3 separate regions of the Homo sapiens genome follow, and regions 2 and 3 are each linked to region 1. Evidence: chromatin contacts called from ENCODE Hi-C or POLR2A ChIA-PET data. All regions are on one chromosome and are shown on one strand. Each heading gives the region's core, a stretch centred on a gene start or an enhancer-like site at or near the end of the contact. The rest is flanking DNA. Distances are from core to core; before and after follow the strand shown. Region 1 holds the start of BMS1 (BMS1 ribosome biogenesis factor). Region 2 holds the start of ZNF33A (zinc finger protein 33A). Region 3 holds the start of ZNF37A (zinc finger protein 37A).

What was found. Hi-C counts contacts between places; a loop is a spot of excess contacts on that map. ChIA-PET counts read pairs that join two places held with the same protein, here RNA polymerase II (POLR2A). Pooled maps may share reads with other maps.
Region 2: a map of CD8-positive, alpha-beta T cell shows a loop between it and region 1 (31-fold over the local background). The contact joins the promoter of ZNF33A here to the promoter of BMS1 in region 1. A Hi-C loop is called at or near these places in 3 of 168 maps with a recorded cell type or tissue (CD8-positive, alpha-beta T cell and naive thymus-derived CD4-positive, alpha-beta T cell), 1 of 37 single-sample maps with no recorded cell type and 12 of 50 pooled maps. POLR2A ChIA-PET finds 5 or more read pairs at or near these places in 1 of 52 experiments (activated CD4-positive, alpha-beta T cell).
Region 3: a map of CD4-positive, alpha-beta T cell shows a loop between it and region 1 (10-fold over the local background). The contact joins the promoter of ZNF37A here to the promoter of BMS1 in region 1. A Hi-C loop is called at or near these places in 5 of 168 maps with a recorded cell type or tissue (CD4-positive, alpha-beta T cell, CD4-positive, alpha-beta memory T cell, CD8-positive, alpha-beta T cell and 1 more) and 12 of 50 pooled maps.

What each region holds. Positions count from the first base shown.
Region 1 is chr10:42,779,956-42,785,012 of GRCh38, reverse strand. BMS1 (BMS1 ribosome biogenesis factor) reads right to left here and starts at 2,218. Exons shown (of 23, transcript NM_014753.4): 1 at 2,183-2,218; 2 at 443-651. The coding sequence starts at 618. RefSeq lists an enhancer at 2,038-2,387.
Region 2 is chr10:38,008,257-38,013,313 of GRCh38, reverse strand. ZNF33A (zinc finger protein 33A) reads right to left here and starts at 2,639. Exons shown (of 5, transcript NM_006954.2): 1 at 2,531-2,639; 2 at 964-1,016. The coding sequence starts at 972. RefSeq lists an enhancer at 1,937-2,116.
Region 3 is chr10:38,092,215-38,097,271 of GRCh38, reverse strand. It overlaps ZNF37A (zinc finger protein 37A), which reads right to left and starts at 2,935. Exons shown (of 8, transcript NM_001324250.3): 1 at 2,782-2,935; 2 at 2,048-2,341; 3 at 1,643-1,734; 4 at 1,468-1,528; 5 at 640-698. The coding sequence starts at 654. RefSeq lists an enhancer at 2,792-2,981.

The DNA of each region.
Region 1 (5,057 bases), core at 969-3,468:
TTCCTACTCTGGTAAGGCTGCTGGAAGGATTTAGTTGAATAATGTTTAAAGTACACTGCTAGGCATATCACAAGGGCTCACTAAATAAAGCTATGTTAGTATTAAATATTGTAATTTTTGTATTTTATATTACAACTATGTAAAACATACCTGGGGGGAAAAAGCACACTTATCACCATAGAAACAGTTTAAAATTTAGGAACAAACAAAGTCTATAAATTCTTGTATCCTGGGCAATAAACACTAACCAGTATGCAGATGCTGGAGGCAAGGCAGCTTCTATGGGAAAAGCTTCTCACGTTTTAGTGAAAGCCACACACCATGAATCTCCATGTCCTTTGGAGCTGGACTAGACTCGTGAATCCAAATGTCACCTGTGAGAGGCTCCTACTATTTAAAAAAAGAATCAATGGAAGAATGACCAGACCGTAGCCTAACATACCTGTGAAAGGATCGAGCCATCCGCACAGCAGACTGAACTGCAAAAGCTTTGGGATTTCTCTTCCGGGCATCTTCTTCGTCTCCTAGCTGGAGATCCTGCAGAAGCCGCTTCTTTTTCTTTGCAGCTTTGGGTCCACTGTTTTTCTTTCTGTGTTTCTTCTGGTCCTTAGCCTCCATAGTGGCTATTTACCAATAACAAGTAACTCTAACCTACAAGGAAGAAGGTTGGGGTAAGGAGATGGGAGAAGCATTTTACAATCCAGGCAATACCCAGGGAAAAACAGTAAATTTCATTTATTTCTTTATGAAGAGATGATGTATTTGTTCACTGAACAAGGGTAGAAACTGCTTAACCATCCCCAATTTCATTTCTCTCTGTTATGCTATAAATTAGATGAGTTACCTCTCTTAAGATTACATTTTATGGTTAAGTTACTTTTTATTCATCTTAAGTGTCAACATCAGCAGTATCTATTTCTGCAAGGATAGAAATATACTATATCTGTACTTTTCAGCCATTTAGCCATTAGCCACATGTGGTTACTTACAATATACTTAGGGAAACTGAAAAAATGAGTTTTTAATTAATTTCATTCTAACTCCAAATAGTCACATGTGGCTACCATACTGGACAGCTCAGACCCAGGTATCAACTGGACTGATGAAGTGGTTTCCTAACTTAAACTAAAACTTAAATTTTAATAAAAAAATGTGAAACGTTTTTATGAACCTCCAATATGATCGCAGTATTACTTTTAGTACCTGTTGACTCTGTAAAACTCCTAAATTACAACTTATCTACATACATTTGAAAAATAGAAATAGCTGTACGTGTGAGATAGGACTGGTTCTAGATGACACCTGGAGACCCCATGAACTTACAGAGACCCTTCCAGTGATTTCTGAGTTACCTGGGAATCTGTGGCTAATAAATTGGCAATCACTGAATTAGTGAGTTATTTTAGGAAATCGGGCTGCATAAAATCTGACAGCTTGATTAAAAAAAAAAAGCGGAGCAGGATGCCATTTCATTCAATTAAGGTACTGTATTCATTCCGTTGAATAAATATTTGTGTCTGTCTACGATGTGCTAGGCACTGTGCCAGTAAGTGGATACAGCTATTATCTGACTTGCAGAGGAAATCCAAACTATTATCTTCCGCGCCACGCAATAAGGGCGACATTGGAAGGCTGCACAGGGTGCTACTGGAGCACGGAGGTGAGTCAGAGGCTTCCCACAGACACACACCAGCGGAAACAAAGTCTTTATGTATTACCATAATGTCAAGAACACTGGCCAGGAGTTAGGAGAGCTGGGCGCTAGGAACGCTTTGAAACCGAATAGCTGTGTGATTTCAGAGATTATGTTTCTTCTCTGCTATATTTTAGTTCAGCACTTGTACTAATGTTTCTCTCCCTGTCTTTCTTCTTGGTGGGAAAAGCACAATTTGGGGTCAACAGATCCAGCTCAGGTCTAAGTCTCCTACCGGGACCACGTCGCCAGGAAACGACGTCGCCCAGCCACCTTCCCTCCCCGTCTGGGCTCTCTGCAGGGATTCATCACGTCACTCACCCAACTACCCCAGGACACCTCCGCCAGATGAGAAATATGCCGCTCCTCGGGAGCAAAGATGACCCGGAGGACCGGGGGAGGACCTTCCCACACGCACGACTCGCGATCTTCCCAGTGCCCCAGAACCAGGGACCCCACCGCCGCCTACCCCAACCCGCAGCACCGAACCTGCTCGCAGCCGCGACTCCTCAGGTCAGCATGGACACCGCCGGAAACGGAAATTCACAGTCGCGCTGACTCGCCGGAGGGAAACAAGAAGGCAGAAAAAAGAGACCGGCATGGGGACGGCTTTCAGGGGAGAGCCTGAAGAAAGAGGGCTGAACAGCTGAGTGCGGACGCAGGCGCCGTCCGCGCAGTGCGTTCCACCGGGTCCAGGTCCTTCCAGATTCCTCTCCACCCCGCCCTCGGAATCCGCGGCCTCAACTTCCGCGGTGGGACTCCGGAGCAGCGTGCGCCGCGCTCGCCTGAGTTCTCGCCGAAGGCCAGGGCGGCTCTGCGGCCTGGCGCCGGTTAGTTAGTGTGGTGCAAAAGCCGGAAGGAGACACATTTGGTCCTGGCCTCCCGGCAGTCACCGTGCCAAGGACGAATGGACTATCGCTTGATTTGGAGTACACTTCCTCCTCTTTAAAGATTACAGATGAGGGGGATCTCGCGTTCTGGGGTGCCCTAAAGCCCTCTTTTGGCAGGGCGCAGTGGCTCACGCCTGTAATCCCTACACTTTGGGAAGCCGAGGAGGGAGGATTGCTTGAGCCCAGGAATTCAAGACAAGCCTGGGCAACATAGGGAGCCTACCTCTCTCTCTTAAAAAAAAAAAAAAAAAAAATTAGCCGGCATCGTGCCGGGCGCCTGTGGTGCTTGTGGTCCCAGCTACTCTGGAGGCTGAGGTGGGAGGATCGCTTGATCCCAGGAGGCGGAGTCTGCAGTGAACTGAGATGAGCCACTGGACTTCAGCCTGGGCAACAGAGCAAGACACTGTCTCTAAGAAAAATAAATAACATAAGGCCCTCTTTTGCCAGGACCAACAAACCGTGAGGGCAGGGACAAACTGACCCAGCCTAAACTGCCTCGCCCTCCCTAAACCCGGGAAAGGGGCTTTACCTGAGTGAACGTAGCATCTTGCCGTTTTCTTACTGCACAGCTTTACCTTCCCAGGGATCCGCCCATTGCCACCTGAGGAAATGCCTTGGAGTCCATCTAATCCCCAGCCCAGCTACTTGGGAGCCTACAGAGCGTACATTGTCAGAGGATGCATCTTCCTTTAGTCTTGGAGGGTTTCTTTTCAATATGATCCCGCTGGTGCATTCAAGGCTCAATTCTACACCAAAAACTAGGCCCACTCCTGTCACGAGAACCCCAGGCGTCAGGTCTTCTCACAGGCACCTTGTTCTTGCCCTCAGCAGCCCCCAGGTATTCACTCTGCATATTCTAGATACTGGGTGCTGGACTTGGGAGGCTACCCACGTGGCACATGCTTCCCTTATCCCTGAAGAGCTTAGAGTGTTGTAACTTCTTCACACTACACCTCTTACTTCTTGAAGATTTCAGTATCCAGGTAGATAATCCTTCCAACATCCTTTTGGTCTCATGAAGCCCACTCCTGTCCTCTGCCCTACCTCAGCTTCCCCCTCCCTCCATGATCAGACCTTAGACCTTGTCAGGTCCAAGGACTGCAACCCCCACAGTATCCCACTCTGACCAGGTCTATCTATCCTCCTATCTGTCCAGGTCACTCCCTATACTGCCCTGAAACAAAACTCCTGCAACCTTACCAGCACCTCCAATCAAGATCTTACTACTTGTTCACTGTTTCTTCCTTTATGACCCTCTCTAGTGAGCCAGCTTAAACTCAATGGCCAACCATTCTCATTGATCCCTTGCACACCTCCTCAACTCATGCACCTCCCTGTCATCTCCTATCTGCTTGGTAAGATGGGAGCCCTGGATAAACCCAGCTCTCCATCTATTCCATGCCACGACGATGCAACTAAACATGGCTGGAGGAAAACAGGACCATGCCAGCCGTCCTCACTTTAATCATTCTTTGCCTGGTCTATTCAATCTCCCATTGTTCCAAGTGAGTATTTCGCACTTCCTCCTCTCTGTTCAATCCTTCCCACTGCCTCTCCCTTCCTTGCCTCCTGCTTTGCTAAGAGAATAGAAGTGGTAAAAGTCTTCCACAGACTCCCACGTCCACCTCCACCCATCCGCCTCTTATTGCCTCCCTGTGACTGTGGATGAACAACTGCTAGGTCCACCCAAAGAATCCTGCACTGGACTGCTGGATCCCATCATCTCTTACTGCTCCAGGGTGTCACTCCAGCCAGCCTATCCTCTCTGCAACATCAGCAATATTTTCCTTTCTACTGGACTCTTCTCATCGTCACATAACATGCAGCTATTTCTCTCATCTTCAAAACAAAGAAATTACTCGACCCTATTTCCTATACCAGGACCTGCACCTTTTCTATGTTCCCCTTTGCAGCAAAACTTCACAAAAGAACAGTCAATACATACTCTGGCCCCTCTCCTATTCACTTTGATTCACTTGTCTCACAGGACTCCACCTGCAGCCCTGGATGCTCTTTCTCAGCTGCTTTTGCTGGTTCCCCTGCTCTCACCTGTTTAAATTAGAGTGAGGCCATAGGTTTCGGGCTTCAGTTTTCTTTTCTTCTGTGTCTATACTTATTCCCTGGATGATCTAATTCTGTCTCAGTTTTATATGCCATCTGTATCAGTTATTGATATGTTTTGGGTCTGTCCCTGCCCAAATTTCGTGTGGAATTGTAATCCCCAATGTTGGAGGTGGGGCCTGGTGGGAGGTGATTGGATCATGGGAGCAGAGTCTTCATGAAAGGTTTAGCACCATTCATCTAGTGCTGTTCTCATGATAGAGTTCTCACAAGATCTGGTTGTTAAAAAGTGTGTAGCACCTCCCCCCACCACCTTTTCCTGCTCCAGCCATGTAAGACATGCCTGCTTCTCCTTCACCTTCCACCATGATTGAAAGTTTCCTGAGGCCTCCGCAGAAGCTGTCATGCTTCCT
Region 2 (5,057 bases), core at 1,390-3,889, 4.8 Mb after region 1:
CACGGTAAAACCCCGTCTCTACTAAAAATACAAAAATTAGCCAGGTGTGGTGGCGCATGCCTGTAGTCCCAGCTACTCGGGAGGCTGAGGCAAGAGAATCGCTTGAACCCGGGAGGCAGAAGTTTCAGTGAGCCAAGATCGCGCCACTGTACTCCAGAATGGCAAGAGAGCAAGATTCCGTCTCAAAAAAATAAAAAAATTAAAATTAAAATACATTTTAATTTACTGATCAAACACTACATCCAAAAGAAAACTGGAACCTGTGTGAAATAAAAATTAAAAAAGCAGTTTGACTCAATAGGCTGCACTCATTTCAGGGTTATCACTGGAAGCTTATTCACTATGGGTCCCTATGTTATGACCAAAAAAGGTATCTGCCAGGAAGTCTTTGTGCCTTCAGAGGAGTCAGTCTGTCTGTATCCAGTGTCTTCCTTTCTGCCATGGTTGTTGGAAACGTAAGAAACATACGAAGCTCAACTTATTGACTCTAACTTGGCCCTGCTATTGATCTGTTACTTTATATTTTCTGGGAAGTTCAATTTTTATCTATTACTAACTTCTCATCTTAACATATTGACTCTTGGCCAGACACGGTGCCTCACGCTTGTAATCCCAGCACTTTGGGAGACCAAGGCGGGCGGATTGACTGAGCTCAGGAGTTTGCGACCAGCCTAGGCAACACGGTGAAACCCTGTCTCTATTAAAACGCAAAAAATTAGCCAGGCGTGGCAGCATGCGCCTGCAGTCCCAGCTACTCGGGGGGCTGAGGCAGGAGAATTGCTTGAACCCGGGAGGCAGAGGTTGCAGTGAACCGAGATGGGGACATTGTACTCCAGCCTGGGTGACAGAGTGAGACTCCGTCTCACAAAAAAAAAAAAAAAAAAAAAACAAACACCATATCGACTCTTACAAATCTCACAAAGTCCACTGCAAAATAAAGTAGGGAATTAATAAACAACTTACCTTGTTCATTTTGTTCTGTTCTTGGAAAGACGGAGACAACTCTGAAGATACAGCTGAGTTAGAAAAAGAGGAATGGGGTCATGAAAGATTTGGCCTGCCTGGCAACTCCTGGATTCTTCCGCCCTAAGAAGCCATACACACCCACTAGGTAAAATGCTTCCTCTGGGAGAGTATCAATGTCCTCTGACACTTTGGAATAGGGGGTAGAAATGGTGGAAGAACACTTCGGAATAGGCGGTAGAAATGGTGAAAGAATAACTCCAACATAATTATGTAGCTCTTGGGCACAAGATTTTTTACCGGGTGAAAGTAAATATTTGCTTCCTAAGGATTTCAATCTCCCTCGGTGTTCACAAAAAAAAGTATAATGACAATATTGGCCAAACAAGTTAACAATATATTTAATGAAGGAACATTAACACTAAAACCATTGTAAAAAATAGGACTAAGCTATCTATTTTCCCAGTAATGTTACTTAACCTCTGGTGAGTGACTCCACAGAAAGCCATAAGCGGCAGTGCTTCAAAGAAAAAATCAGTTTTAATTTCTTCATCTAACTTTGTTGCTATTTCTCAAAGGGATATTTTAAACTTGCTTTGATGTGTGTGGAAAAGTAGACAGTACTGGCTTAGGGGTCAGGAGATGTGACTTAGTCTTCCCTACTAACTGTGATCCTGAACAAGTCAGTGACCTTAACAAACAAAAAAACAAAAAAAATCTTTTTCTTCTAACAAATGAGGCAAAATTAGGTAATTCTTTGTTTTTGTTTTTTTTTGAGACGGAGTTTCGCTCTTGTTGCCCAGTCTGGAGTGCAATAGTGCGATCTTGGCTACCTGTAACCTCCGCCTCCCGGGTTCAAGCAATTTTCCGCCTCAGTAGCTGGGATTACAGGCATGCGCCACCACGCCCGGCTACTTTTCGTATTTTTAGTAGAGACGGGGTTTCACCATGTTGGTCAGGCTGGTCTCGAATTTCTGACCTCAGGTGATCCACCCGCCTCGGCCTCCCAAAGTGCTGGGATTACAGGCGAGAGCCACCGCGCCAGGCCAAAATTAGGTAATTCTTGAAGATCTTTCCTGAGTGCAAGATCAAGTCAGGACAGAGGAACAGCAAATACCAAGATGCAGTGATGGACCTGACTGGAGGTCAGTTCGGAACCTAAAGAGGATGAATGCAATACGTGCAACCGAGTCTGCCGGTCTGGCGGGCGACTGCACCCGCCTTTCCCCGCCCACGTACCGCGGCGCCCTAGCACACGCGCACAGGCTAGACAAGAGAACTGCCCCTCCCGCAAGGCTCAGCGCGCGGACTGCGCAAGCGCACATGCCCTCCTCCGCGGCCCCCACAAATGGGGCGACACACGCTGCGTACCCTGCTCCGTACAGAGGCCGCGCCTTTGAGGAACCGGCCTAGCGTCGTGGCCCACACGCTGCAGCCCCGCCGTCCCCGCCTTCCCCTATGAGGTCCCCGGGCCTCCTCCCCACCACTTGGTACCGGCCCCCTGCCGCCCGCCCCAGGAGTCGCGCGGGGCTCCCTCTCTCTCCCTGCCCAACCCACTGGGGCTTACCCCACTCCCTCGTCGGGTTGCATTCGCCATAGAAAAGCGCGTAGACCCTTGAAATCCCGGGACCGCCTCCCACGCAAAACCTGAGAAAAACAAAAGGAAAGGCGGAAACGCAGACGTAGCCGGCGGACGAGGCATGCGCAGAGCCCACGCGCACAGCTTGATGCTGTTGGCGCCCTACCTGGAAACTACCTTTCCCGTGAGGCCGGGCGAGCAGCCCTTCGGATTGGTAGAGAAGTGCCCCGCTAGGCAGTGGGCAGATGCGGTCTGAGTTGGTGCTGGAACTGCCTGCAGCCCTGGCTTTCCCCGGGGCACTCCAAAGGGATATACTGCGGGGGAGGTCTGTGGGCAGTTTAGACGCAGACGCTCAAGGAAAGGACCGCTGCGTGTCATTTTCCGTTTAAATGTTAGGAAATAGATCTCGTCCATACAGTTTAAAAGACTTTCATGCTATCAGCGGTTCTTTGGGAGCGGGGGAAAAAAGGGGAAGGTGCGGCCGGAAAGCTACTTCATCAAAATGGTTAAAGCAATAAACGGAAATTGTAGCTCAGTAAGGAACTAGACATAATCTGAAAGAAGAAAATAAATGTCACGTATGATTTCCTCTGTGACATTAAAATTGCTTGACTAAATGGAAATACTTTTAGTCTATCTGTACCTTTCTTAGGAAGACAAAATTCCTAAAAGAATATCAACAAATTTTTGTTATGTATTTTTTCTCTTTGATCTTTAGTGTATTCTGTACTTCACAAAAGCATTCTCAACTTTATCTAGAATAAGTAAAAACCCAAATGAACAGCCAGTATACATTTTAAAAAGCAGGAAAAAAATGCCTAAGGAATATCTGTATCTATCTACATCTATCTATATAATATTGCTCTATTCAAAGTAGTTTGGCACCTGCTCCATGGAAATAAGACAGCTTAAGAGTATTCTTTAATGTGTAGTAGATACAGCATTTCAAAACAGTGAGGGAAAGAATGGAGTATTCCAAAGAGCATGTCATTCCGAGCAATTTGGAATGTAGAGATATACATAGATCACACATGATAAAATCTCACATGTATACAATACTTAAACATTTAAACCACTAAAAGAGTAAAAATTTTTGAAAATTGACAAGTGGACCAGGCACAGTGGCCCACACCTGTAACCCCAGCACTTTGGGAGGCGGAGGCAGGAGGACCACTTGATCCTTGGAGTTCAAGACCAGCCTGGGCACTATAGTGGGACCCCCATCTCTACAAAAAACTAAAAATAACAATTAGCCTGGCATGTAGGCAGGCACCTGTGATCCCAGCTACTCAGGAGGCTGAGGTTGGAGGATCACTTGAGCCCCGGGCTGCAGTAAGCCATCATGGCACCACTGCACTCCAGCATGGGTGACAAAGTGAGACCTTGTCTCAAAAAAAACAACAAGGGATGTGATGCCAAAGACAGAAACTATAAATTTAATATCAGTCACATTTTATAATAGAGAAAAATAAGCAACTCCATTCCAGCAAAACTTTTTAAGTCCATTATGAGAATTGAAAGTAATGCAAATATGGCCAGGCGTGGTGGCTCACGCCTGTAATCCCAGCATTTTGGGAGGCTGAGGCGGGTAGATCATGAGGTCAAGAGATCGAGACTATCCTGCCCAACATGGTGAAACCCCTTCTGTACTAAAAATACAAAAATTAGGTGGGGCGTTGTGGTGCACACCTGTAGTCTCAGCTACTCAGGAGGCTGAGGCAGGAGAATCGTTTGAACCCAGGATGGGGAGGTTGCAGTGAGCCAAGATTGCGCTACTGCACTCCAACCTGGTGACAGAGCGACACTGCGTCTCAAAAAAAAAAAAAAAGAAAGAAATGCAAATATTTGAGTAAAAATACGTGAAACATTTATTGAAATTTACATTTTTTAATTTATGCTTTATATACTGAAAAGTTCTTTATTTGATGCATAATTTTATGAGTTTTGACAATGCATAGATTTGTGTAACCACCACTACAAGCAAGACACAAAATTGTTTCATCTCTGTCAATAAAATTCCTCCATGCTACCTTTTTAAAGTCAGATTCTCTCACCACTCTTAGCCTCTTGCAACCGCTATCTATTCTTTGGGCCTATATGTTTGCCTTTTTTAGGATATTATATAAATGGAATCACACAGTATGTAGTTGTTGAATCTGGTATCTCTTAACACAATGCAATTGAGATCCTTCTGTGTTGTTTTGTGTACCAATACCTCTGTTTGCTTTTCCTGCTGTTAGAAACAAGTGCCCGGTGCCACAGAGAAAACCAGCGCGTAGGCAGAAAATTCCTCAGCAAGGCAAATTTACTTCTGCAGAAGGGTGCAGCTTGTGCCAGTCACGATCACAAGAGTACACTGAGAGGGGTAGGGCAGGGGATTTTATCCCTGATACAGTTCCTAGCACTTCTGTGTCCCTTCCCCATTGGCTGGGGTTGGACCTCACAGTCTAAGCTAACTCTATTGGCTAAGGTTTAAAATTGAATAGGGTCTATTAGGCGGGAAGGAAGGAGGACT
Region 3 (5,057 bases), core at 1,686-4,185, 4.7 Mb after region 1:
TCTCTTGATATCGCTTAAGTTTTCCCCTGGACTGCACATGAATTATTCACTTCGTTGTACTACTTTTTCATGTAACTGCAAGATTGTCATCAGAAGTTTCACAGTGTCACCTAATAAAGCCCATTGACAAACTGTTTTATGTTCCAGTTTCACAACTCTGTGAGATCACAAGATCTGCATTCACTTACATGACATTTTTGTTTTACTCTTCATCAACTCTTTATCAGAAATCAGCAAACATTTTCTGTAAAGGGTCTCACAGTAAATATTTTAGGCTTGTGGGCCATTACAGTCTCTGCTGCAACCAGTCAACTCTGCCCTCATAGTATGAAAGTACCAACAGACAACACATAAATACATGAGTATAGCTGAGTCCCAATAAAACTTTATATATAATGAAATCTGAATTTCATATAATTCTTGTTTTTTTTCCCTCAGCCACCTAAAAATATAAAAACCATCCTTCGTTTGTGGACCATAAAAAAACATGCGGCAGGCTGCATTTGACCCATGAAATGTAATGTGACCTCTCCTCTATATTTTCCCTGATGTTATTTCTACTTTCATATGAATGTATAGACATTTTTTAAACCTCAATAATTACTTTTAAGCAAAACGGTGAAAAAATAAACAACTTACCTGGGATGTGATCATCTTCCACTGGTGTTGGAAGAGCAGAGCAAACTGTGAGGGTGTAGCTGAGAAATAAGAAAAGATCATGAGTGATGTCACTTGCCTTAAAAGGTCCACTTCGCAGCCGGCAAAACATCTCTGAAAGGGAGATACTCACACGCCCATGCATGACTCTGGCATGATTATGTACTGCTTGGACTCATTAGTTTTCAAATGTAAAAACGTTTGTTTTCTACTGACTTAAAAACAATTTATGCTGTACTCTAACAGAGTATGCAAACCGATATATTAAACTAATTAAGCAAGTTAGGAAAAGCCAAAGAGTGGAACATAATACTTTCATTAAAACTGATGCTAAACAAAAATACTCAGGTTTTAATCTTTATTACAAACCAGAGAATCCCAACAAGGTTTTGAAAAAAGCGATGTGGTATTTTTCAGCCCAGTTTTTTTTGTTTGTTTGTTTGCTTTTTTGAGACAGAGTCCTGCCCTGTTTGTTGCCCAGGCTGGAGTGCGATGGCATGATCTCGACTCACCGCAACCTCCTGCCTCAGCCTCCCAAGTCGCTGGGACTACAGGTGCGCACCACCACACCCGGCTAATTTTTTGCATTTTTAGTAGAGACGGGGTTTCACCATGTTGGCCAGGCTGGTCTCGAACTCCTGACCTCTTGATCCACCCCCCTCAGCCTCCCAAAGTGCTGGGATTACTGGCGTGAACCACCGTGCCCAGCCCAGCCCAGTTTTTTTGGAAGGAAAACGAACTTGCTCTAACTTGATTTGAGGTTCTCAAAACAATCTTTGGATTTAAAAAAGCAAACTGATTTTTACTTACTCTGTTGTCAACGCAGCAAACACCCTCCTGAGTCCTCAAGCGACTCTGTCTGTTCTTGACTCTGCCACAACAAAATGTGTCAATGTCATCAGTAACTTAACACGTTAAGCTCGTTTCCTGTCCACCCCACCCCATCCCATCTTTTAAATAAAGCGTAAATAGATAACTTACAGACCTTTCTCGCGGCTGTACCTCTGATTCTGTAAGATCAAGATGGGGGCATCCGTACATCTCTAGTTGTGCTGCAGTGCGCCAGCAGCTCAGCATCTAGAACGAGCGAGTAACGAATCCAGGCATGGAGGGTGCTGTCCTCCACTTGGCTGCTAAGCTCTTCCCTCCGCATGATGCCTTCACAACTCCCCAAGAAGCGGTGCTGTCTGCTCCTTCGGCCTTGCCCTCTTCTGCCCCCACATCTGAATGGGCACAAAGCTCCCAGCCTGTGGGGGTCTGGAAAGGACACAAATCGAGCCTCTGCTCCTCCCACCCGTGCTCTAGATCTCTAGTGAGGTGTCAGCCCAACGGGTTGGGTGTCCTCCTAGGAGGGCCCCTGGGCCCTCGCCCCCCACCCTTCCCTTCTTACCCCACAACAGCTGCTTTGCTCCAAGACAGCTGGGCCTAAGCCCTTTGGTTCGAATCCTCATTCAAGACAGAAAGCTCCTACATCTTCCTGTCACTTGAGCCATGAGCTGGACCCTCTGAAAATGCCCACTGGTGCTAATGGGGACACAGGCGAGGCTGGACAGTGCCGGAGGGCCTGGGGTGCCTCCCTCCGCGTGCGCGGCCTCACAGGTCAGTGGAAACAAGAAATTCCCCAATCCACAGCCACGATGACTTCAAAATACTTCCCGAAGACATCAGGCAATGAAGCTGCGACCTGCGAGGACACAGCAAGCCGAGTGACGCTGGCCAGAGGCTGGGTGTGGAGTCCGCGCCTGCAGGGTCCCTCCCCGCCCCGCGGGCGCTTCCCCCCACCCCATTCGCCTCGGCATCGCAGTGACACCGCGGCGACGCCGACCACAGGTGGTTGTGAGGACAGCGAGATTCTGAGGGGAAAGAATGAGAGAAGCGCGCATCTATTGGGCAGAAGGCCCGTTTCTGCGCCGTCCTGCGGAGGCCTCCGGGCATCCTTCACCTCAGGGAAGAGAAAATCCAACCTCACTTGTCACAGGCGCGGGACTTGCGCATTCCCTTTGGGAGCACAAGAACCGAGGCAGGATTCGGACCCAGGCCAGGCGGCAAAGGCGTTCCCTCTCTCCCACCCCCAGGCCGCGCGGAACCCCCAGTCCACCCTCGCCCCTGCCCTCCCTTACTCACCCTCCGCGTCCTCTACCCGGACGCCAGGAGATGCCGGGAGCCCTCCCCGTCAGAGTGCCGGGGAGAAAAACAAACCTGGAGCCATATGGCAGACATGCCCAGAAGGCCCGAAGCGGCTCCCGCGACGGGGGCCGAAAAGTGCACACTACATCTCCCACAAGTCCTCGCGCCGCTCCCTTAGAAAGTGCACGCTTCATTTCCCACAAGCCCTCGCGCCGCTCCCTTAGAAAGTGCAGACTACATTTCCCACAAGCCCTCGCGCCACTCCTTTTGAAAGGGCATGAGGTTTCAGCCGCATTGGGCAGTTAGTTCCCAGATGCGGCAAGTGCAGTACTGCAGTTTTATTCGTTAGCTGAAATAAATTATGAGTATTTAAATTACACAGCTTTCTCATGAATTACATCCCCCTGATGATTTGGCCGTCCTCAACACTTCCTCATTTGGCAGAATTCACGAGTGGAATTTCTCCAGACGAGGTCGGTTCCTGTGGCCCCGCGACGCTGCCGCAGCACCACCTACACTTGCGCCAGTGTGGAGAGCTTCACTTGCTCCTTTCTGGTCCATTGGACGCTAACCGTGAGAAAACACGCTGGACATGAGCATTACCAGCCTGTAAGCTGTCGTAAAGATAACTCGGAATTGCTCTTCAAATTTTATTTGTTAAACCACGTAATACCATCTTGCATGGCAAACATGCATTTTCCATTCTTCAGGAGTATGCAGGATCTCTTGATCACGATAACTTTTTAAAGTTCACAGGCAGAGGTAATACAGGAGTGGAAAACCAAAAACCGTAGGTTCTCACTTATAAGTGGGAGCTAAGCTATGAGTACGCAGAGGCATACAGAGTGATATAATGGACTTTAGAGACTCAGAAGGGGCTGGTAGGAAGGAGGCCGGAGGTTAAAAAAACTACACATGGCCAGGCGCGGTGGCTCACGCCTGTAGTCTCAGCACTTTGGGAGGCGGAGGCGGGTGGATCACGAAGTCAGGAGTTCAAGACCAGCCTAGGTAACACGGTGAAACCCCGTCTCCACTAAAACTACAAAATTAGCTGGGCGTGGTGGCACACACCTGCAGTCCCAGCTATTTGGGAGGCTGAGGCAGGGGAATCCCTTGAACTCGAGAGGTGGAGGTTGTAGTGAGCTGAAATCGCGCCATTGCACTTCAGCTTGGGCAACAAGAGCAAAACTCCATCTCAAAAATGAAAAAAAAAAAACTATACATTAGGTACAGTGTACACTACTCAGGTGACAGGTGCACTAAAATCTCAGAATCCACCACTTTATAATTCATCCATAACCAAAAACCACTTGTACTCCAAAAGCTATTGAAGTTTAAGTTAAAATAAAAATAAAAAATAAATGTCCACTGACCAAAAAAGAAGCATTTTTCTCCATTTCTATTCCCTTCTTTACCACCACTGATGATAATCCCACTTGTTCCCATGCTGGAAAAGCATTTAGTACCATCCATGTAAAAGAATCAAATTATTCAAGGGTTGAGATGCATTTCAGAAGACAGTCATGGTAAGTACAACAATGATTATCACTTCGAGACACAATTTATTTTCCTGCTCATAATGTTTTTTTTTTTTTTTTTTTTTTTTGAGATGGAGTCTGGCTCTGTAACCCAGGCTGGAGTGCAGTGACATGATCTCGGCTCACCGCAACCTCCGCCTCCTGGGTTCAAGCGACTCTCCTGCCTCAGCGTCCCAAGTAGCTGGGACTACAGGCTTGTGCCACCACACCCGGCTAATTTTTGTAATTTTAGTAGAGATCGGGTTTCACTGTGTTGGCCAGGCTGGTCTCGAACTCCTGACCTCGTGATCCGCCCGCTTCGGCCTCCCAAAGTGCTGGGATTACAGGCATGAGCCACTGCACCCAGCCTAATGCTTTTGCATTTTAAGAAACAGTCTTGACACTTGTGAATATTCCATTATTTCTTTTTTTTTTTTTTTTTAGACTGGATCTCATTCTGTCACCTGGGCTGCAGTGCAGTGCCAAGACCTCGGGTCACTGCAACCTCCGCCTCCCAGATTCAAGTGATTCTCCTGCCTCAGCCTCCCCAGTAGCTGGGATTACAGGCACATGCCACCACGCCCAGCTAATTTTTCCTGTTTTTAGTAGAGACTAGGTTTCACCATATTGACCAGGCTGGTCTCAAACTCCTGACCTCAATTGATCCATCCGCCTCAGCCTGCCAAAGTGCTGAGATTACAGATGTGAGCCACCTCTCCTGCCCTCCATTATTTCTTTAATGCATTCAGGTTCCAT